2 separate regions of the Homo sapiens genome follow, and region 1 is linked to region 2. The links are chromatin loops, found by intact Hi-C in ENCODE. Cell type or tissue: Panc1. All regions are shown on one strand. Links, peaks and the distances in the headings refer to the core of each region. The heading gives the core; the rest is flanking DNA. Region 1 has its middle 13 kb from the start of PDSS1. Region 2 holds the start of LOC124902398 (a long non-coding RNA gene).

The links. Hi-C counts contacts between places; a loop is a spot of excess contacts. Peaks named below come from ENCODE experiments on the same cell type or tissue, not always from the same donor. Only the 100,000 strongest peaks of a DNase experiment are listed, where the experiment ranks them.
Region 1: it touches region 2 in a loop (7-fold over the local background); 44 of 110 quality-filtered maps call a loop at or near these places.

What each region holds. Positions count from the first base shown.
Region 1 is chr10:26,678,495-26,690,678 of GRCh38, reverse strand. No RefSeq gene overlaps it. Among named protein-coding and RNA genes, the nearest start is that of PDSS1, 13 kb to the left of the region's middle. In Panc1, for the core only: CTCF peaks have their summits at 5,592 and 5,795 (motif pointing left); a DNase peak (open chromatin) is centred at 5,878.
Region 2 is chr10:26,876,686-26,888,869 of GRCh38, reverse strand. LOC124902398 (a long non-coding RNA gene) reads left to right here and starts at 979. Exons shown (of 2, transcript XR_007062093.1): 1 at 979-1,099; 2 at 1,465-2,982. In Panc1, for the core only: CTCF peaks have their summits at 6,437 and 6,652; no DNase peak of the experiment used is centred there; H3K4me3 peaks cover 303 bases.

The sequences.
Region 1 (12,184 bases), core at 2,635-10,634, 200 kb after region 2:
CCTGTAGACTAAAAGACAAAGTAGTCAAGCCATTAGGAGGACTTTAAGGGTCACCTGTGACAAACTTGAACATCAATTTATTTTTCTTTTCATCTTTTAAGTTCAGGGGTACATGTACAGGATGTGCAGTTTTGTTACATAGGTAAACGTGTGCCATGGTGGTTTACTGCACAGATCATCCCATCACCCAGTTATTTATTTATTTATTTATTTAATGTATTTATTTTGAGATGGAGCTTTGCTCTGTCACCCATGCTGGAGTGCAGTGGCACGATCTCCGCTCGCTGCAACCTCTGCCTCCTGGGTTCAAGCGATCCTCCTGCTTTAGCCACCCAATTGGCTGGGACCACAGGCACTTGTCACCACGCCTGGCTAATTTTATAGAGACAGGGTTTCGCCATGTTGCCCAGGCTTATCTTGAACTCTCAAGTAGCTGGGATTACAGGTGCATGCCACAACGCCAGGCTAATTTTTTTTTTTTTTTTTTTGTATTTTCAGTAGAGACTGGGTTTCACCATATTGGGCAGGCTGATTTTGAACTCCTGACCTCAAGTGATCTGCCTGCCTTGGCCTCCCAAAGTGCTAGGATAATGGGCATGAGCCACTGAGCCCAGCCCCCATCACCCAGTTATTGAGCTCAGCATCCATTAGCTATTCTTGCTGATGCTCTCCTTCCCCCCAATCCCCCTACAGGTGCCCAGTGTGTGTTGTTCCCCCTGGCATATCCATGTGTTCTCAGTCAGCTGCAATTTATAACTGAGAAGATGCAGTGTTTGGTTTTCTGTTCCTGTGTTAGTTTGCTGAAGGTAATGGCTTCCAACTCCATCCATGTCCCTGCAAAGGACATGATCTTGTTCCTTTTTATGGCTGTCATGGGTCAGACCCTTGCCAATGTTCAGTGATTTACCAAGCACACATTTCATACTTATTATACTTTATGCATAATATGTGTCCTACTCCATTCAGGCTGCTATAACAAAATGCCTTGGACTGGGTAATTTATAAACAACAGAAGTTTATTGCTCCTAGTTCTGGAGTTCAGGAAGTCCAAGATCAAAGCACCCATAGATGTGGTATCTTTTGAGGGTTCTCTGCTTCATAGATGGCGCCTTCTCACTTCATCCTCACATGGCGGAAGCGAAGGCAGCTCTCTGGGGCCTCTTTCATAAGGACATGAACCCCATTCATGAGGACGGAGCCCTCATGACCTAGTCACCTCCTAAAGTCCCTATTTTCTAATACCATCACTTTGGTGACTGGGTATCAACATAGGAGTTTTAGGGGGATGAATACTGTCAGACCATAGCAGTGTGTTTTTATAAGATTTCCATTTAAAAAATTCCCCCCAAATATTCATGCTTAAAGAAATTATGGGTTATTTATTTCTACAGCATCTCTTTCTCTCTCTCTAATTTCATCTGGATGAAATGATACTATTACATGTGGGTCTATAACTGTGTAGGTCTTTTTGCTTTTGCTGATTGGATATGACATTCCAGTCACAGACTATTGGTATGACTGGTATAAATAACACTACTAACTTTTGTGGCTGTGACATGTATATTCAGTTTTTCTGAATTCCAAGCCACAATCTTAATGGTTTAAATTGTCTCCAGTATTACTTCTATTAGGACAATAGTAGAATTTTCATCTCTAGATCTTCACATATGCAGAGATACTTCCATTGTGCTTTTATCCTAACATTTGCCCAGGAGCCACTGTGGTACAGTGAGAATAGTGCTAGATAGGAAAAAAGAATATGTGAAACCTAGAGCTGGCCCTGCAGGAACTCACTTTGTGACTTGGGCAAGTCACTTAAACAATCTGCCCCTCATTTTTGCCATCTAAAATGAAGTTAGGCTGGGCAGGTGGCTCATGCCTGTAGTCCTAGCACTTTGGGAGGCCAAAGTGGGAGGATTACTTGAGCCCAGGAGTTTGAGATCAGGCTAGGCAACATAGGGAGACCCTGTCTCTACAAAAAAAAAAAAAAAAAAAAAATTAGAAAAATAATTAGCTAGACGTGGTAGTGCATACCTGTAGTCCCAGCTACTTGGGAGGCTGAGGTGGGAGGATCCCTTGAGCCTGGAGATCAAGGCTGCAGTGAGCTACGATCATGCCACTGCCCTCCAACCTGGTCGGGAGAGTAAGACTCTGTCTCAAAAAATAAAATAAAATAAAATAAAATAAAATAAAATGAGGTTAGACTAGAACCCCCTGTGTCTTTCAGTGTTAATATTGAGGAATGTGATTCAGTGGCTGTTCATGAAGTAAACATTTAGAATAATAGATTAAGCTTATATGCTTTTTCAAAGTGACTACATTTTATTGCTCAAAAAAAGACACATGAAAATAAATATCCAGATTAGTACTGTGGATGAGTCCTGTCTATATGAATGGTCCAGCCAACCCCAAAACTACTTATTGGCCATTTTCTGTGCCTGCCATTGGACCACACTTTAAGGGGTCCAGGAGTAATAAGTATTTCTTTAAGTAATTAATTAATTAATGTAGAGATGAGGTCTTGCTATATTGCCCAGGCTGGCCTTGAACTCCGGGCTCAAGCAGTCTTCCCGCCTTGGTCTCCCACAGTGTTGGGATTACAGGTATCAACCACCATGCCCAGCCTGGGAGTAATAAGTATGTCATAGTCCCTGGTCCCAAGAAAATCACAGTCTTTAAAGAAAAAATACTTAAACACATGGAACAAATAAACTATAAAAAATCAGAGGTCAGTTAAAGAGAGATGGATCAGGTTATCTTTATGGAGGAAGAGGAAATCGATCTTGAGTAGAAGGTTAGCTAAGATTTCAGTAGGGGGAGGACAGGGATTGGGTTGTGTGGCAGAGGGCAGAATAGCATCAACAAAGGCCCAGAGGTAGTGAGTGTGGGAGTCTATTGAAGGACAGCAGCCACAGGGCAGGGGCTATTACCCTGGTGTGGAATTCATCTTGACATCTAAACACCTGTAAGTACAGCATTCCTTATGAGAAAGAAACATGAGTTCTATTTACTGATTGTATTTATGTTAAAGACCTATGCAAAATAATTCATTCCCTTATTCAGGATCAAGTACAGGGAAAAGGTCACTATTGATGAGACAAGTGGGAAATCAAGAGTTTGGAGCCCCGCAGCTCGCTCTCTCAGCCTTTAGCTAGATTAGAGGCTTGCTGGCTGTAAAAGTGTGGTTCTGGACATTCTGATTCATTCTTTAAGGAATAAAGAAATACTCTTGATCCTTTATGGATGAAATTGGTTATTTTTCTGATAAATTCAGAGAATATATTATTTTTTATTAAAATAATTTTTAAGGAAAGATATTTTGCCGTATTCCTATAGCCTAATAGAGTTTTATGCTATAATAAATTTTTTTTTTTGAGATGGAATCTCACTCTTGTTGTCTAAGTTGGAGTGCAGTGGCGTGATCTCGGCTCACTGCAACCTCAGCCTTCCTGAGTTCAAGTGATTCTCCTGCCACAGCCTCATGAGTAGCTGGGATTACAGGCGCTCACCACCACACCCAGCTAATTTTTTTTTTTTTTTTTTTTTTTTGTATTTTTGGTAGAGATGGGATTTCACCATTTTGGCCAAGCTGGTCTCAAACTCCTGAACTTGTTATATATCTGCCTTGGCCTCCCAAAGTGCTGCGATTACAGGCGTGAGCCACTGCACCTGGCCAATAAATGTTTCTTTTTTTGTTTTGTTTTATTTATTTATTTATTTATTTATTTATTTGAGATGGAGTGTAGCTCTGTCGCCCAGGCTGGAGTGCAGTGGCGTGATCTTGGCTCACTGCAAGCTCCACCTCCAAGGTTCATGCCATTCTCCCTCCTCAGCCTCCTGAGTAGCTGGGTCCACAGGCACCCCCCCACCATGCCTGGCTAATTTTTTTTTTTTTTTTTTTTTTTTGTATTTTTAGTAGAGACGGGGTTTCACCATGTTAGCCAGGATGGTCTCAATCTCTTGACCTTGTGATCCGCCCGTCTCGGCCTCCCAAAGTGCTGGGATTACAGGCCTGAGCCACCACGCCTAGCCAAATGTTTCTCTTTAAGGTGCAGTAGTGCTGCATGCTGCAGGATCATGGTTCAGAACTGGATCATTAGAAATTTTGGCTCATTATGGTGAACTAGAGATACTGAGGTTAGAAAATTACATTTTTGTTTGTTTGCTTGTTTTATTTTGTAAGTCTATGATTGATTACCAAGAATTTAAGGAAATTGCATTTTTTAAGCTATGAAAGTGACTATTTTTCCCCAGCTTTACGCAGGTATAATTGACAAAAATTGTGTACATTTAAGATGTACAAGGTGATGTTTTGACATATGTATACGTTTTGAAATGATTACCACAATGAAGCTGATTAACGTATGCATTACCTCATATAGTTACTTTTTTGTGGTGAGAATACTTAAGATCTGCTCTCTTAGCAAATTTCAAAGGTACAAGGTGTTATTATCCACTATAGTCTATCCATTTGGTCTTCAGGACTTATTCATCTTATAACTGCAACTTCGTGTCCTTTGAACAACATCTCCCCATATCCCCTACCTCATTGACCCCTGGTCACCACCATTCCACTCTCTATTTCTATGAGTTGGACTTTTTTAGGTTTCCCGTATAAGTGAGATTATGCAGTATTTGTCTTTCTGTGTCTGGCTTATTTCACTTTAACATAATGTCCTTGAGCTTCATCCATGTTGTTGCAAATGGCAACATTTTCTTCTTTTTTAAGTCTGAATAAGAAATTACATTTAAAAAAATTGTACAAGACAGTTGGAAAAAATGCTTATTTATGTGCTGTGAAGTTAAGTATTTTCCATTTTCTTATAAATAAAATGCAATATTTCAAATAAATATTTGTAAAATTTCCTATTGTGCTAAGCACCATGTAGGTTTTTTAGGAGATTAATAAAAGAAGTATACAACCCAATAGTCCCGTTTCTCAAAAAACTTATAATGTAGGATGCACCCCAGTTACCAATGAGGTTCTCCATACCACTCACACACTAGGGAGGTGGGGGAAGTGACTCAAATTGCTCAATTCTGCAGCTTCTGGAAATCCAAAGCTCTCTTCCCAATTCCTGGGATTCCCCGGGTGTATCCTCTGTCTTGTGTCTCCTCTCTACCTGGACTCCAGCTTTGATATGTGTGATAGTACCTATTTCACACTGGGCTGACCCAGATGTGAAACTCAGCCCCATCGAAAGGATGAACACAAACAGCAAACCAAATGTACACAACGTCTTTAAGAACAGAGAGCATCTTGCTGAAGATTTCTGTGGGGAAGATGGAGGAGGGATTTTTTTTCAAAAGAGCAAAAGCAATAAATTCTTCCCCTTGGGTCATGCAGTGTGGCTTCCATCATTTTCCAAGATCTTGGTACCTGCTGGCATCTGTGCTTACAAAATCCCGTCTTCCTCAAGCCGACTTAGCAAGATGTTCCTTCAAACAAAAAGTCTTCTTTAGGAGGAGTTCTTTTTCCATTTGTTGAGTTAATACAGTTTTTAAAAGTTGGAAATACTTAAGAAAAAATGCCTTACACAAACTAGGATCATTTAGAATATGGATCCTATATTATAGTTTTCAGCATAGTAAATACAGATTTGGACCAGGAAGAATATGCAAAAACATGAAGGAAATGTATAAGAGCAAAGAAGTCATCGCACTTGTCACAGCTGCTCTGTCTCTTACCTCGGCAACATTTACTGAACTTCTGGTCATCCTGGCCGGTGGAGAGTTGTCTACTTTCACGAGGCATTATTTCTAACTACCATTTGCTTTCTGGGTCAGTTCTGCCTGGATTCACACCATGTCACTGAAATTGCTCCATCTAGTGGTCATGTTTCAGTTATAGTTCACGGATCTCTCTAGCATTTAATGCATATGATTAAGCACTTCATCCTTGACATACTTCCACTGGCTAATATGACATACTCTCATATACAGTGTGTGGTGTGTGTATATACATATGAGACATAGATAGATATTAGACAAATGCTAATCTACACTTACTATTTTAACTGGGTTTTAGTAATTTCCAAATCATATCTACAGCTGAAATTTGCTTCCAGATTTCCTCTTATTCGGTGCAGTCCATACTAGTGGTTAGGCAGGTAACTAGAATAGTTGGTTAAAATGGGAATAGAAAATATGATACATGTGCAGTTTATATATTTTATTTATTACATGTTTGCTGAATCCTGGTACAACTTTAAATATTTTAACCTCAGACATTTGCCAATTTTTTGTAACCTCATGTGTGAAGCCTTAAATGACCTACCACAAATAATCATTCTCTGCTCTGTTATCACTGTTCATTTTATATAATTCTGGTATTGCATTTATTATAATTTAACATCATGATTTCTTCATATGTTCTTCTTCCCTAGTAGAGCATGTACTCTTTGAGGTCTGGGTTCTGGGTCTTACCATTCTTTTTCCTAGCACTTGCCCAGGGCTTTACATGTAGTAGGTATAGCAGGTACTCAATGGATGTTTATTGAACTAATCAAATTTGAAACATAATAATGTAGAACCTCATATGATCTTAGAAACATATTTTGATTTTTGATTGGGATTGAAGAAATATTACTTTTTGGCTGTTTTGGTAGTAAAACCTTATTCTTCAAGTTTTAACATCTTGAGCCTGATCTAATGAATTCATAGATGTTGAGGGATTTAGGTACTTGGATATTGGATACTGTGTTCTGAGGGACACTGATGCTACGTCTTTTTTATCTCCAGGGGATTATTAGACTTCATCATACCGGAACATTATCCCTCGATGGATGTCAAAGAACCTAATAGATACGTGGTAAGTATTTATTTATTTGTTTGTTTATTTTTTTATAATCGCAACTTTTATTTTAGATTCTGGGGAAATATGCAGGTTTATTACGTGGGTATATTGCATAACCCTGAGGTTTGGGGTACGACTGATCCCCTCACCAAGGTATTGAGTAAAGTACCAAATCGTTTTTCAACCTTTCTCCTCCCCAGAGGTCACTAGTATCTATTAGTGCTATCTTTATGTCCAGGAGTACCTAATGTTTAGCTCACTCTTATAAGTGAGAATATGTAGTATTTGGTTTTCTGTTCCTGTATTAATTCATTTAGGATAATGGCCTACAGCTACACCTATGTTGCTGCAAAGGACATGGTTTCATTCTTTTTATGGCTGTATAGTATTCCATGATTTATATGTACCACATTTTCTTTATCCAATCCACAGTTGATAGGCACTAACTTGATTCCATGTCTTTGCTATTGTGAATAGTGCTGTGATGAACATATGAGGGCACGTGTGTTTTTGATAGAATGATTTGTTTTCTTTTGGATATATACCCAGTAATGGGATTGCCGGGTTGAACAGTAGTTATGTTTTGTTCTTGGAGAAATCTCCGAACTGCTTTCCACATGGCTGACCTAATTTACAATCCCACGTGGTAAGCATTTAAAGAGAAAAGACAATTCTCTGTTTTTTCTCGTTGGCCTGCCAACACTAGAGATTGAAGCTTAGAATTTAAAACACTAAAGCTAGCAAAGGAAGTGCAGAGCCATTTGAACATTTTGTTACAGGAAGTTAAGATGCACCACTTCTTAAACAAGGCATAGACATGGCAGTTATTTTGTTTAAAAGATGCCTAGAAAAAAAGAGCAGGTGTTCCTACATCCTGACAGTACACGTTATTTTTTGAGCAGCATTTATAACTTGGTCACATACATTCTTTCGTCACACATTAGATATGTCAATATTTCTATTGCAGCAGTTCTAAAGTAAATAAAATACATAATAGTAAAATGTGTTTTTCTATTCTTGTGGAAATTTTTTGATCTTCTTAAAGCTTTTCCATTATTTTAACAGTCACTGAGAAGGGAATTCCATTATTTTTCTTGGTGACACATTCGAAGTTTAATAACTCACATTGCTGAAACTTAACTCCCTTGTACTGAATTCTGTTGATTTTACGTTGGTTATTTGCCATGGAGAAGCTTGATCATGATACTGTATCTAAGTCTTTTATGTATTATTTCTGGATGAATAATTTTACTTTTCTCTATTTTTCTTACAACTACTAATTTCCACTCTTTTAGTCATCTTTTGACCCACCTTTGAAGTTTTCCTATATGCTTCCTGTGACTTATCGGAGGATCCTAAAAGAGCATACATTGCTAAAAACCTGAGAAATCTCTAAATTTCATTTTAGGATTTTTTTTCTATTGTTGTGTCTGAGACAGCACAACTTATTGTCTTGTGGAAGTCTGTTAGTTTTTGCTCGTGGTAAGTTATCTACTGATATTTCATTCATCTGATGAGAAAGTAGAATTTGTTGAAGTGGAAGGCTTCCTTTTTTGTAAATTTAAAAAATTCCTGTTGATGAGCTTCTTAGCATTTGTAATACAGAAGTTTCCCCCTTATCTGCATTCTCACTTTCCACAATTTCACTTCCCCGTGGTCAACCATGGTCTAAAAATATTAAATGCAAAATTCCAGAAATAAGCAATTCATAAGTTTAAAGTGCTCACTATTCTGAGTAGCATGATGAAGTCTTGCTCCGTCTCGTCTGGGATGTGAATTCTCTCTCTGTCCAGTTTATCCATGCTGGAGCCACTCCCTGGCCATGAGTCACTTCATCCCATGAGTCACTTGTAGCTGAGTAGTTCTATGGACCATTGCAGGACTCAGTGCTTGTGTTCAAGTTACCTTGATTTTAGTTAACAATGGTCCCAAAGTGCAAGAGTAGTGATGCTGGCATGTTTTTATAATTGTTCTATTTTATTATTATTGTTGTTAATCTGTTACTGTACCTAATTTATAAATTAAACTTTATCATAGGTATGTATAGGAAAAATCATAGTATATAGAGAGTTTGGTACTATCTGTGGTTTCAGTCATTCCCCTGGGGGTGTTGGTACACATCCTCTGCAGATAAGGGGGGGCTACTGTCTACAAGTTGGTTTTTAATGACAGAGAAAGATGTTTTTCATGTTTAAAATGGTTTTGAACAGATCAGGATGATGTTACCTGTAACATTATGCATGTGAGTATGTATCTCTTTAAAGCAATTTTTAAATTTTTAATAAATTACTACATGCTTATGGTAAATAATTTACAATATACAGAAGTGAGTAGAGTTTCATTCTCTAAGGTAATCACTGTTAACCATTTTATTATTAATTTTTCTGGACTTTTTTCTATGATGTACAAATGTCTCCAGCAATAAAAAGATGGCTACCCATTCTCCTACTGTCCTAAAAATGACTTGTATTTTTATTTTTTCCACTTTTCACAACCTCCTAAAATTAATCTTATTCCTCCACTAGTCTCAAGTCCATTTTAAGTAATATATATTTTTAAACAACTGCTAGGAACTGAGGAGAAATAAAAGAGGAAGTTCTATTTCTTGGCCTATTATTACTATAGTATTTGAAACCTGAGGGAAGGGATTATGAAACAAAAGGCTAAATGTAATTTTAAAATATAGTTGGAACATTGTAAGCTATTTGATGTTAACCTACTAAACTTTCAATTGATAACGTCATTTTGTTTCATCTCTAAAACACATGGCATTTCCATAACCTTTTCTATTCTGGATAATTTAATGAAGGTAAAAGAAAAATATTTTATAATCATGTTTTGGAATTTTTTTTGTTGTTTTAGGTGTTTGTAATACTGATAACTTCAGTTTGTTATCCATTACAATTGACTAAGGTCAATTGGCTTTATGGAAGCCTGTAATCCCGGTATGTACAATTTGCATATGTGTGCATACATACACACTTTATTTCACTAAAAATATCATCACAAGTTATCTCAGGTAAACTGTTATAGATAACACAGTGACGGGGTAGTAGAAAGAATTGGGTTCATTTATAAAATGGTCATTTTTATATGCCTACCAGATCTTCTGGGTGCCATTAAGTGATACAAAGATGAACTCTTCATGGTTTCTGTCCTCAGAGAATACATATTATAAGGGCCGGGCATGCTGGTGAGCACCTGTAATCCCAGCACTTTGGGAGGCCAAGGCAGGAGGACCTCTTTAGATTAGGAGTTCGAGGCTGCAGTGAGTTACAGTGGTGCCATTGCACTCCAGCCTAGGTGACCAAGTGAGATCCTGTCTTTAAAAAAAAATCCAAATTAAAATCCAATACATACTAGAGAAGATGGCATGAGGTATACCAGGAAACACGTTGTCAGACAGGTGAGATTTTGAGTTCAGCATCTGACCCTTAATAGCTCTGTGCCTTTGGAAAAGTTACTTAACCTCTCACTCCACTAATATATGAAATGGAGGTAACAGAAATCCAGTATTGGCACTGGAGAGATCAGAAGTGTTGCGGAGGACATGCTACTTGAGTAGGAGATTGAAGCCGTATGTGATAGACTGGAAATTCTTATAGGATAGAAAAAGATTTCTCCGTTAGACAAATGTTCATGTTTTAAAAGCTTTTAGTGTATTCTATTAACTTCAACTTAATGTCAGAAAGATTTTTATATAACAACTACAGATTCATATGTTCAACTATAAGCTTAAAAACAAAGAAAGAAGCTATTTATTATAATTATCCCCACTGTGGCTGGGGACAGTGGCTCATGCCTATAATTGCAGCACTTTTGGAGGCTGAGGCAGGAGGATCCCTTGAGGTCAGGAGTTCAAGACCAGCCTGGGCAACATAGGGAGACCCTTTCTCTACAGTTAATTAAAAAAATTAGCTGGGCATGGTGGTACATGCCTGTGGTCTCCCAGCTACTTGGGAGGCTGAGGCAGAAGGATCACTAGAGCCTGGGAGGTGGAGGTTACAGTGAGCTGGGATCATGCCACTGCATTCCAGCCTGGGTGACAAAGCAAAACTTTGTCTCAAAATAAATAAATAAATAAATAAATAAATAAAAATAATATTTTCCAACATAAAGCTATAATGTTTTATTTTAAATAGAGATTTGGTACAAAACACATCTGAGAATGAAAGAAGATATAAAATAGGAAATCAGGCCAATATTAGGATGTTTAATTTTAACAAGTTGTTACAAGCTCTAAACCCATTGCTGGACCCTAGGCAAAAGCAGCTGTGAGTAAATCCTTAATCTACTCATAAAATCTGTGTGAAAACATATTTGTATAATGATTATTTTTCTTGAAAACTAAGAAATTAACACCTAAAATACTCTCTTATTATTTAGTGCTGTATATTTTTTCTAGTTCAGTTTGGGCTTTTTTGTCCATGGCTACTGGGGTATAGTTTTTTTCTTGCTTACTGCTTTTTAGATGCTGTGAAATCTGTTTATTTCCTGTTGAATCCAAGAGTTATTTATCACTGTATTTCTTTTTTTAATCACTGTATTTCTTAATTTCTAAGTAGTTGGAATTATTTTGTCTGTGTTTTTATGACTAAAGAGTACGTTTGATAAAACTCTGCTATTCAAAATGTGTTAAGGTGTCTTTGTGGCCCAACATAAAACATTTTTGGATGTGTTTGGTGATTATATGTAAAAACATGTATTGTGTAGTGAGAAGTTTTAATATATCAAATTGAGTGTACTGATTACATTATTCAAGTCATTTATGAGCCTCTCAATTTTCTCTGTTAGATAAGTTAGATTCTTTTTTTTTTTTGAGACAGAATCTCACTCTGTCGCCCAGGCTGGAGTGCAATGGCGCAATCTTGACTCACTGCAACCTCCGCCTCCCAGGTTGAAGCGATTCTCCTGCCTCAGCCTCCCGAGTAGTTGGGATTACAGGCGCCCACAACCATCCCTGACTAATTCTTTTGTACTTTTGGTAGAGACAAGGTTTCACCATGTTTGCCAGGTGGGTCTCGACCTCCTGACCTCAGGTGATCCACCTGTCTCAGCCTCACAAAATGCTGGGATTACACAGATAATTTAGATTCTTAAGAGATGTGTATTAAAAGCTCCTACTTTAATTATATTTATATCCAAGTTTTTTTCTAATTGTTTGAAATTTACATATTTTGCTATGTATTATTGGTACATACAGATTTTCTACTTATATTTTCTTCAAAAAATAGCTTTTATCTTAACAATGATTCCATTTATTTTGATATATACTTATAACTGTTGATTTCAATTCACCTGACATTAATATTGCCATTCATGCTTTCTTTTGGTTGAGTTTACCTTGAATCTCACGTTAACTTTTACCTTTATCTACCTATCTTTATT
Region 2 (12,184 bases), core at 2,232-10,231:
ATTTTGTATTTTTAGTAGAGGCAGGGTTTCACCATGTTAGTTAGCCAGGATGGTCTCGATCTCCTGACCTTGTGATCCACCCGCCTCGGCCTCCCAAAGTGCTGGGATTACAGGCGTGAGCCACCTCGCCCAGCCCAGCCCATCACCCATTAACCAGACCCAGCCCAGGTGCTGTCACCCTCCAGGGCAAAAGTTGTCCACATCCCCAGAACCTGGCAATCAGGATCAGTGCTCTCCTTTTGAACCCCTTAAGTGCATATGTGGTGTCCTGTTTAAATGGGTAGAGAAGGGCCTTTGTGCAGAGAGAAAGAAAGGCCAGGTCTGAGCCTTCAGCATGTGCTGGGGGCAGTAGCGAGTGCGGGAGGAGCACGATGGTGAAAGGCTGCAGGGACAGTGAGGCCAGGGAAGGTCTCTGCTGAGGACCATTGACAGCTTTCAGGAACCAGGAGAATGGGTCAGACTCTGAAGGCTACTCAGTTCTGAGGAAGTTTGTTCCAGCCAGTTTCATCTGGATTGAGAAAACTCTGCAGTTGTTCCTGAGGTACTTGAGGAGTCAGGTGCATGAGATTTCTCTCATAAGAATAAAGCACATGGAAAACAGGGTTCTGGCTTTCTAGACTCCAAAATAGGTGGCAGGCAAAGAAAACCACTTCAGAAAAAGTCTGTTGGACACTGCTGACTCAGTGAATGGAGTCACCAAACTAAAGCCTAGCTTGTGCAGTGATGAGAGTCTATCATGTCAGATACGAACTGCACATGCACAAGCCAGGAAGCTACAGAGAGCCCTGAGACCCTGGGCTAGGGATCTAGTCTTGGCCAGAAGCACTGCTAGCTTCCCAGCTGGCCTCTGCATCCAAAGACCAGGCTGAAGTGCATGGACCTCCAGAAAGCCCATCTTTTCTACTTTTAAAATCTCATGGAGGTACCAACCAGATAGGACTTGAATGGAAGATCACCTGATATTACCCTGTTCCATAGGCTTTTGGCATCTCCATTCATTCCGGAACAGCCAGTCAGCCCTCTCTGCTGTGTCCCAGAGCACCAGGAAGTGAGTAACAGTCCTAGAGTGAGACATGGAGGATACAGCCAAGTATCAGAGGTGAGTGGCCAGGCAGCCAGTTGCTCTTCTGTCTCATCCCCTCTGCATGAACATTGTGGGGAGGAGGTCTGGGTGATAGCAACCATTTGGAGTCTCCTCCTTCCTCACTGGAGAATAGCAAGACCTGAGGTCTGCAAGGACCCCACCATCTTGCCTTCGTTGGGGGTTCCTCAGCAGCCAACCGCCTATGCTCCGGGTCTTCAGTTCTGATTTTGATGATTCCTGGGGATGCTATAGAGTTGTCACCTGCCTTGACAGTAAGTGTGTGGGAGCTGGGTTTACTCTGGCAGAAAGAGAAGTACAGGGACTCCTCAGGAGCAAAGCCTCTTCAGGAAAGAAGAGTTGACCTCAGGCGTCTCTTTCAGGAGTGCTGGCTCGCTGCTGCTTCTACACGTCACCGTACTGGGGGAATCCTATGTGAAGCCGCCCCATGTCCTGTCTGCCTGGATACTCACCATGCAGATAGCTCTCTGCATTCAGCAGGGTCTGGCTTAGGCCCTCTCCTGGGGGCCGGAGACCCCTCTGTTCTTCTCCAGACCCTGCAGAATTCTGGAGAGGAGAGGAAGGTGGAACACACACTTTCTTCCTGCTTTTCTAGGTTGCTGGGTCATCTCTCTCCTTCTTTTAGCTACGAACTCACAGTCCACCCACTTCTTCTTCTTTACAAGCCCCTTGGGTCCTCCAAGAACCAAAGTAAAAAAATGCTTTAAAAATGCGCAGGTCCATTCTACTTCCACCCTGCCATGTAGCTTCCCTGAAGTGACGCTGCACAGGTTCTTCCATCTGCTTGTGGGGGAGGAGTTTCATCTGCTTGTGGAAAATAAAAGGCAAGCAAGGGGTACAACTTAATTTTTTTTTTCTTTTGACAACTTAATTTTTTTTTTCTCTTGAGACGGAGTCTCGCTCTATCACCAGGCTGGAGTGCAGTGGCGCAATTTCGGCTCACTGCAACCTCCACCTTCCGGGTTCAAGTGATTCTCCTACCTCAGCCTCCTGAGTAGCTGGGACTACAGGTCCCTGCCACCATGCCCGGCTAATTTTTGTATTTTTAGTAGAGATGGGGTTTCACCATGTTGGCCTGGCTGGTCTCAATCTCTTGACCTCATGATCCACCCACCTTGGCCTCCCAAAGTTCTGGGATTACAGGCGTGAGCCACCACGCCTGGGCGGGATACAACTTAACATTTTTTTTAAAAAATAATATTTAGGAAAAACAATCATAAAGATATTGATTATAAAAGCCCACGATTTTGGTATAAATTTGTCCACCTGAAATAATCAAAGAAAGAGAATCCCATTTCCAAGAGTTTATTCAAATGAAAAGCTGGGAAAACCCTTTCATCTTGGTAAGTGTAGGAGTGGGAGAAATAGCATGCTTAAGTCATTTATTTATAGACAGCCATCCAGTTCTTAGAATATACTCACTGTATTCACACAACACTGTTTTTGAGGCCTACTAATAGTGCTTTATTTGTATGTATGTATGCATATATGTGCACAAATATCTATTTTCTATAGAATATATAGTTAATATAGCTATATTGCATCATGATGAAATTGTGTGTAATTGCTATAATATATATAAAGAAAAATATATACATCTATATAAATGTATAAAATAAACACAATCAGAAAATAAACACACGCAAGCAAAAAACAGATGCAAATACATTTATACTAGGGACCATTGGGTCCTCTTGCCACCTGCAAATACATTTACATAAAATTGTATGTAAAAGCTATGATATATACAGAGAAATATATATATGTATATCAATATAAATGTATACAATAAACACAACCATGTCTTATGCATAAATTCTCCAAGTAAAAGCCATCTAAATTTAGCATACTTTGCAGTACAATAAATGTTGCAAATAAGATCTTTGAAAATGTCCTCTATGGCTTCTTGTCAGGGGAATATTCCCAGGATTTGATGGTTGGGGACATAAAGTATATGCATAATTATTTTCACTAAGTACGAAGAAAATCTCCAAGTGTGTCTGAATCCTTGAGATAAAACATGACATGTCCACATACATTTCCAGTAATTTTGGCATAATCCAAATTTCTAAAATTAATAAACTGATATAAAGTGCTTTCTTTTTTCTTTTTTTTTTTTTGAGACGGAGTTTCACTCTTGTTGCCCAGGCTGGAGTGCAATGGTGCAATCTCTGCTCACTGCAAACTCTCCCTCCTGGGGTCAAGCGATTTTCCTGCCTCAGCCTCCCAAGTAGCTGGAATTACAGGCGCCTGCCACCTCGCCCAGCTAATTTTTTGTGTTTTCAGTAGAGACAGGGTTTCACCATGTTGGCCAGGCTGGTCTTGAACTCCTGACCTCAGGTGATCCACCCGCCTCGGCTTCCCAAAGTGCTGGGATTACAGGCGTGAGCCACCGTGCCTGACCTAAAGTGCTCTTTTGTGTCCTTTATCTGATCACTAATTTTTCTGAGTTTCCCTTCACATCTTTTCAACCTATTAAAGTTTTTCCTACTTTGATTTACCTATTCATATGCTTCTCAGTGTTCTGTTGGATTTCACAAGTCTTTTCTTGTTAATGTAAAATAGTTTCTTAAAAAGAAATCATTACGATTACAGAATGAGTGTTCTGTGTGTCTAAAAATCCTAGTTTCTTCCCGATATTTATTCTCTCATTTTTTGTTAGTAACTATAGCCCCACATATTCAGTTGATAACATCATCATTCATGTAGATACTACACTTCTTAGCCTCCCTTGCAGGTCAGTGTGGCCATGGAACTAAAGTCGGGAAAGTGAGGTAGAGGCGGAATTGTTTGTCTGTGACTTCCAGGGACTTTCCTTACGGGAGGAGGTCTTTTGTTTTTTCTACTCCTTTTTCATGACTGCAGCTTGGGATGCAGTTGTGTTTCCTGGAGCTCCAGCAGTCGTATGTGACTATGAGGAAGTGAGCTGTGTCCTGGGCACAGCTGGGGAGTGCGGAATTTTGATGGCTCACGAAGCGGAGCTGCCACAGCAAACCTGGATGGCCAAGCCTCTGCCTGATTTTACATGAGCAAGAAGTATGCTAACTTCTCTAAGGGACTGTTATTTTGGGGATTCTCTGTCACCTTCAATTGAACCTTATTCTATGTAAGAGAGGCTATACATAGATCTACTCCATAAACACAGATCATAGAGAAGGATCATGAATGACACAGGCAATGTGGCTTTGCCATCATGAATCGGTCAAGATTATTCCATTTTCACTTCTGGGTACCTTGAATGTGGTGTTTGACACGTGTTTCTTTTTCCCTTATCACAATTTTAGCTCATGTAACGACTGCTGGGCTAACCATGGCACATTCTTCCTCTGCATGTACCATACATCAAGGTTCATGTCACTGTCTGATATCAGTGTCATTGTGACAGCCGTAAGAGGATACAGGAGCAACAGTGCAACAGAGTCACCTCTTGCAGCTGATGTATTCCCTTAGGTTTAAGTGAACAGGAAAATAGACAGATTGGCAACAGGGAGCTCAAAAACAGTCTGTCAGATGAGGTCACAGAAACTATGTGCAAATTTAACGTAAAATGCTGAGCTCTGTCCTCAGCTGCATGTGCCTCTGCACAACAGGTTTCTATTCAGGAAGGGCAGCGTAGTTCTTCTCACATTTTTCCCCTTTGTTTTCTCCCAGGCTTCACGGTAAAGCAGAAGATTCATGCTAGGGCATCTGCAGACTGGTCCTAAAGTGCTTTTCTCCACAGGAATGTCACCTGGCCACTGCAGCCAGGGGTCCCAGGTGCCACTGAGGAGGGCTGCGTTCCCATCTTCAGTGAGGGAGAGCTGAGAGAAGGCAGGCAGGGTTCACACTTCCCTCACCCACTTGCTTAAGCAATACATTAAAGGTTCAAACTGAAATAAATCCGAGATGTTACAGAAGCATTTAGAACAGCGTATAAAGCATGGATCACTTTTAAATATTTAAAAATGCACACAAACCACATGAAGCTAACTTTGTTAAAAGTATATGTTCTTTGCAGTAGTAGTTAGTAGTATTCTTTTGTGAGATGGCTTTTTTTTTTTTTGAGACAGGGTCTTACTGTGTTACCCAGGCTGAAGTGCAGTGGTACGATCACAGCTCATTGCAGCCTCGAACTCCTGGGCTCAAGCAATCCTCCCAAGTAGCTGAGACTACAAGGACACACCACCCTATCTGGCTATTTATTCATTTTTTGTAGAGACATGGTCTTACCTGTTGCCCAGGCTGGTCTGGAACTCCTAGCCTAAAACAACCCTCCTGCCTCGGGTTCCCAAAGTGCTGGGATTACAAGACTGAGCCATGGTGTCCTGCTAACATTTTTTTTTTTTTCAAGCAATCACCATTTGGATTCTTAGTTCTCTTAACTTTCAGGTTTTTAACAGTTCAATACACCTTCCAAATGTTCCTTGGAATATTTTTTCTGGTTTAACTATTGGTTTAGGTGATGTCTATGGCCTGTTTTAACGCTAAGACTCTCTGATCTGTATCCATTTGGTTAGAGCACGTATGAGTAAATCCAAGGTTATTCAATGACTTCACTCCAACACCTTTTCTGTGATCTCTAGTTCTACAGTTGCCTAATGATTTTGGGATAAAAAGTGCTTTTGAGACACATACTTTAGAGTCCCTGCTCTGCTAATGCAGAGCCAGTCTTAATTAATAGTTAAAATGACATTGTTTTGCCTTATTCGATGAGATTAACTGAGCAAACATTTATTGAGCAGCAATTATGGACAAGACATTAAGAAACACAAAAAATGATAACCGTCTTGACATTAGGAAGCTTAAGGGAAATACGACATATTAATAAATTACTACAAATTAAGGCATAATATAATAAAATAAGAAGAGAACAAACTATTTTAACAAACGTGTTCTACCACCCGCAATTCCCAATGTGCAGCTTCACTCAGGGGACGTTAAGTTTCTAGGCCAGCAGCTAAGGATGCATTCAGTTTATATTCAGCCTCTCAAAATGCAGTTCTGTAATCACAATACAAAAACAACCAACAACACTTGCCCAAACTTCATTACGTTTCAGGTAATACTAAAAGTCATACAATGCTTATAACATAAAACTTTGTCGTAGAAAGTAAATTCGGCTGGGCGCGGTGGCTCACGCCTGTAATCCCAGCACTTTGGGAGGCCGAGGCGGGCGGATCACGAGGTCAAAAGACTGAGACCATCCTGGACAACATGGTGAAACCCCGTCTCTACTAAAAATACAAAAATTAGCTGGGCGTGGTCGCAGGCGCCTGTAGTCCCAGCTACTCGGGAGGCTGAGGTAGGAGAATGGCGTGAACCCGGGAGGCAGAGGTTGCAGTGAGCCGAGATCGCGCCACTGCACTCCAGCCTGGGAGACAGAGCGAGACTCTGTCTCAAAAAAAAAAAAAAAAAAAAAAAAGTATATTCAATAAACCTTGCGTGTAAAGCAGTAAGAGCTCTTTGCCTACAAAATATAAAAAGTAATTACAATTACTCTTCAATAAATCTGGGTTGCATCGCTATCACTCGCTGACTTGCTCAATTGATCCTCTCAGTCAACTTTTGTCTCTTCCTTACCACTAAGCGGCAGTAAAGACTAAATAATGACGCAGCTCTACTCAAGCGTTCCCTATCCAAGTGAAGTTTTCCCATTATTTCTACTTCTAAAAAAATGAATGTAAGATGGGATTTTAAACTTCCACATTAAAAAAAGAAGAGTGGAGGGAAAAGTATGGAGGGGAGAAATAAAGACACGTGAATAAAACATTTGCTTTACCATTTATCTTTTAAAATGACATGGAATGTCAATTTCAAGATCACTTAATCTTTAAAAAAAAAAAACCCGCAATCTGAACACAGTCCTTACAAACGTGCCAATCGCTGGTTCACTGTGGTAGGTCTCCCATGCTGCCTATGTTGTCACTGAATTACACTTGACCCTTGCATGGGATTACCCTCCACCCTGTGGGTCTTCACTAACTAGAACCCCATCTACTGCATGCTGTGCTCACCACTTTCCTTGCCATCTATTAGCCCCTTCTTCAGTATTTGATCTTCAGGTCACCTCTTCCCTTCCTAGCTCTTTCTAGCACTCTGATTTTCTCTGTCCCTATAGCCTACCCTATTCCAGATCAGCTCTCAGAGACGAAAATGGGGACTTCAGGATGGAGAAATCAAAGGAAGCTGTTATTATAACCCTTCCTATCTTATTTTCCTATAAATTCTCTCTTTCTGTCTTAGTCTCTTTCTCTCTCTCTCTAAGAAATAGAGAGAAATTTACAGAGTAAGAGATATTAGGAAGACAAATTTCTTGGCAGGGTCAGGAAAAGTTTGAAGAGTTGCTGATATTAAAACAAATTTGAATTAAACCTTTTTAGACTTCATAGGTAGCTCCTCTCAAAAAGGTTAAGTTAAAGAATTTTGTTAAGGGCAGATTACAGAATATATGTAAAATATTTGATACTTTTTTGTTATTATTACAATACTAGTCATGTCTATAATATTTTAAAAGTAAAGAATTATATAGTTTATATTTCTTTCTAATCTAGAAACAGATTCTTATTTTAGCTTGGATATTTGTTAACCATTTCACAATCATTGAGATAAAATTAACTTATATTTTATGGAAATTATATTCCCTTATGAAATACCATAGAATTGTTATTATAAATCTTAAGTAAGAGGTTATGTGTTTCATATAGCATTCCAAAAATAAAACCAACAGTATGCTTTGCTTTGCATTATGAATCTATAAGTTATAAAACTTTTAGTATTGCAAATATTGTTACAATAAACAGTTAGACTGAAAATGTGTGCAATTTCACCTAAAAATAGAAAATAAAAGCTTCGTCTTCAGAAGCTATCAAGGAAAATTATAATAAAAGCTATATTTTCCACAATTCAGATTTAATTAATTTTATATATTGCCATTGATTTAAATAGAATTTTAATTTTAGAACCATTTTAGATTTACAGAAAATTTGTGACGATAGTATGGTGTTCCTGTAAAGCCCCAAACCCAGTTTTCTCTATTGTTAATATCTTAGTATGGTATATTTGATACAATTAATGAATCAATATTGATGAATTATTGATATATAAAAATCATACTTGTTCAGAATTCCTCAGTTTATTTAATATTCATTTTCTGTTCCAGGATACAATTTAGAACATCACATTACATTTAGACATTAGGAGAGAGATTCCAAGTTACATTGTGCTGCTGCTCCATTTAAAACTTTGTGTTTGAAAATGTGTAACAAATTATATTTTCCAGTTTTAAAAGTCACATTTTTATATTACAAAATGTTTAGAGTGCACGAGTATGTGAAACACAATTTCATCATTAAAATACTAAATTTTGGAATATATGTTTTCATTACTAGAAAATGTTTTCAACTGTGGGTGTGTGTGGTTTATTTAAGTGTTTTTATGAAAGCATTTGGGAAATCTCCACCCATGAATTGATGTCTCTTAACTTCTACCTGTATTTCTAAGAGTGTCAATTATATACATTTTACAGTTTTTCTATTTAATGCATAAAGTTATTTTTGAGTGCGATGTATATCTTTTAACAATATAAAAGGCATAACTCTCTTCTTTTTACCTATTAAATGGATACACTTTTATTTACTTGTGTTCCAATATCACTGATTCAATTTTTGCAACGTGAATTCTGCTTTCTACTCCCATAAACACATCATTTAATTGCAGTTTTGTTTGTTTCATTTCCTTGGGGTTTTCTTTTTTGTGTACTTCTGCACCATCCGTTCTCTTTCCTAACAGCTTTACTTGAAGTATACTACTTAGTATTGATTGACAGCCTACTCTGTGCCAGTCTTTCCTCTGTAGGACTGGCCTCTACGTCAACACTTCCGGGGCTCTGGCACAAGTGCCACAGGCAGGTCAGCTGGCTCCTTTGTTTCCATGGGCACACCCGTCAGTCAGGTCCTTTTGCAGCTCCTTCAGTTGGCTTCTCATATTGTTCATCCCTTTTGTCAACAGAGTCAATGTTTTCTAGATTTTTCTTAAACAAAAAACTCATGCTCTTTGAAATTTAATTATATTTCTTGAACTGAAATTTTTCTTTTTGTTTTATACTAAAAATATGTTTTTCTTCTTAATTATTCCTTTCCATTTATGCTGTAGGGTGTTTCTAAACCTTCAAAAGTTGTTTTAGATTGTGTTGTTTTAATTATTTTTATTCTGTTACTCATCTTCAAAATAAATTAGATCTGGTGTTTGCCAATACACTGCATGGATAAATTCTTGTTGGCTCTAGTTATTGTCCACCTGATTGCTCCCCAGGCTGGGCTCAACCTCCTGAGCTCAAGTGATCCCCCACCTCAGCCTCCCACCATGCCTGGCCTGGAGCTATTTTTTAATGGGTACCAAGTTTCACTTCGGGAAAAAGGTGGTGATGGTTGCAATAACAGTAAATATACTCAATACCACTGGACTGGATACTTATAAAATGTTAAAATGGTCATTTTCATTTTTGTGTTATATATATTTTACCATAACAGCAAAAATTAACTTTATAAAGTTATATGCTGTTGGAAACTCTGGAAACAGTGGGAAAAGGGGGAAATTCTATTACATAAAAATTAATTTTGCAATGCAGATCTTTTTTTGATAACTCAAGCTTTTGTTTATTTCAATAAAGCCAAATCCAGTAAACTATTTTCAGCCAGGATTAGTCAGAACTAAAAGGTTGGACTGTTTTCCTTCAGAAACTGAATGTTTTTCTTGCCTGCAATAGGCTGGTGTGTTCCAAATAATAATGGAATTGTCCTCAAAACCAGAAAATACTGGTTCGTATATATTTTAGGGCCTGTTTCTGAATTTTCTATTCTTTTGTTCTTATCTCTTTAACTATTTATGTACCATTACCAAGCCATTTTAATTATAGTAGCACTTAAATTGTTTTAATAACATACAGGGCTAGATTTCCTTGTGTAAAATAAAAACTATTTATTGCAATATTGTGGTGATAGTCGAGGATTAAAAACAATTTAAATGTCTTTCAACATGAGACTGACTGAATAATTATGACCAGTGGAATAGCACGAAAAATAATGGGGAAGTTTTTAATGTTTGATATAGAATGATCTCCAGAATATATGGTTAAATGGACAAAAAAGCGGCTGGGTACAGTGGCTCATGCCTATAATCCCAGCACTTTGGGAGGCCAAGCCGGGTGATCACCTGAGGTTGGGAGTTTGAGACCAGCTTGGCCAACATGGTGAAATCCCTGTCTCTACTAAAAATAGAAAAATTAGCCAGGCATGGTGGCGTGCACGTGTAATCCCAGCTACTCTGGAGGCTAAGGCAGGAGAATTGCTTGAACCCAGGAGGCAGAGGTTGCAGTGAGCCGAGATCAAGCCATTGCACCCCAGCCTGGGTGACAGAGCGAGACTCCATCTAAAAAAAATACTTTCTATCAGAAGTGCTTACATTTCTTGAACACTCACCTTTTTTTTTTTTAGACTGGGGTCTCACAGTGTTGCCTAGGCTGGTCTTGAACTTCTGGGCTCAAGTGATCTACCTGCCTCAACCTCCCAAAGTGCCAGGATTACAGGCATAAGCCACTGAGCCCAGCCTCTGAGCACTCACTTTTAAAAATGTATTTATTTTAATTTATTTATGTGTATTTTTTATATTTATTTATTTATTTATTTTTGAGACGGAGTCTTGCTCAGTCAACCAGGCTGAGTGCATTGGCACCATCTCAGCTCACTGCAACCTCCGCCCCCCATGTTCAAGCGATTCTCCTGCCTCAGCCTCCCGAGTAGCTGGGATTACAGGTGCCTGCCACCATGCCAGGCTAATTTTTGTATTTTTAGTAGAGACAGGGTTTCGCTATGTTGGCCAGGCTGGTCTCGAACGTCCGACCTCAGGTGATCTCCCCGCCTTGGCCTCCCAAAATGCTGGGATTACAGGCATGAGCCATCTCGCTGGGCCTAAATGAGTGTTGTGCTAACTACTTTACGGTATTATCTATATTATTTCATTTATTGTTTACAAGACATAGGTAAGTCCTGGCAAAATTATACACCTTGCCCAGGGTCACACAGGTGTGGATAGTTAAGCTTAGATTTAAAAGAAATGAGCGAGTTAGGCACGGTGGCTCATGCCTAGAATCCCAGCACTTTGGAAAGCCAGGGAGGGAGGATCTCTTGAGCCCAGGAGTTTGAGACCAGCCTGGACAACACAGTGAGACTCTGTCTTTACAAAACATTTAAAAATTAGCTGGGTGCAGTGACTCTAGCCTATGGTCCTAGCTACTAAGAAGGCTGAGGTGGGAGGATTGCTTGAGTCCAGGAGGTTGAGGCTGCAGTGAACTATGATTGGATCACTGCAGTCTACCCCGTGTGACAGAGGGAGACCCTGTCTCAAAAAACAAACATACAAAAAAAGAGCAAATAAGGGATGGCACTTCCAGAACAGTGGAGTAGACACCTTCAAAGACCATGGAAGCAATGAGAACACTGGCAAAAATTGCAAAAGTCATCTTTTTCAAAACGTTGGAAATTAAGGCTTGCAATAATCTGAGCAGCATTGATTCAAGAAAAACATCTGAATCTCAGTAAAAACAGGAAGCTTTTTATATTTTAACTTCTCTTACTCTTATCCTTCTCTCCCCAGCTTCACAGTAGCCCTGAAGGTGAACTTGACAATCATGGTAGCTATGAAAAGCAGCAGCATAACAGTTATTTGAGAGGGAGGAACAGGTTTGGTGTAAACCCCCAAACTCTAATCTAAAGAGAATTGTCACAATTTTACCTGACTGAAGGCTCCTGGGAAAGATCCCATTCTCAGGACTCACCTTTATTTGACCAATACATTCCTATCCTCAGGACATTTGTCAAAACCAATCAGTGGCAATGATTTGCAATTGAAGTGACTGAGGCAGTGATACCAATCTGGCAAATAAAAAGCTGAATCAGAAACTTAAAAGGAGACCAGCCTGGACAACATGGTGAGATCCTGTCTCTAAAAAAAAAAAAAAGACAGCTGGGTGTTGTGGTATGCACCTGTAGTCCCAGCTATCCAGGAGGCTGAGGCAGGGCTTGAGCCTAGGAGTTCGAGGTTACAGTA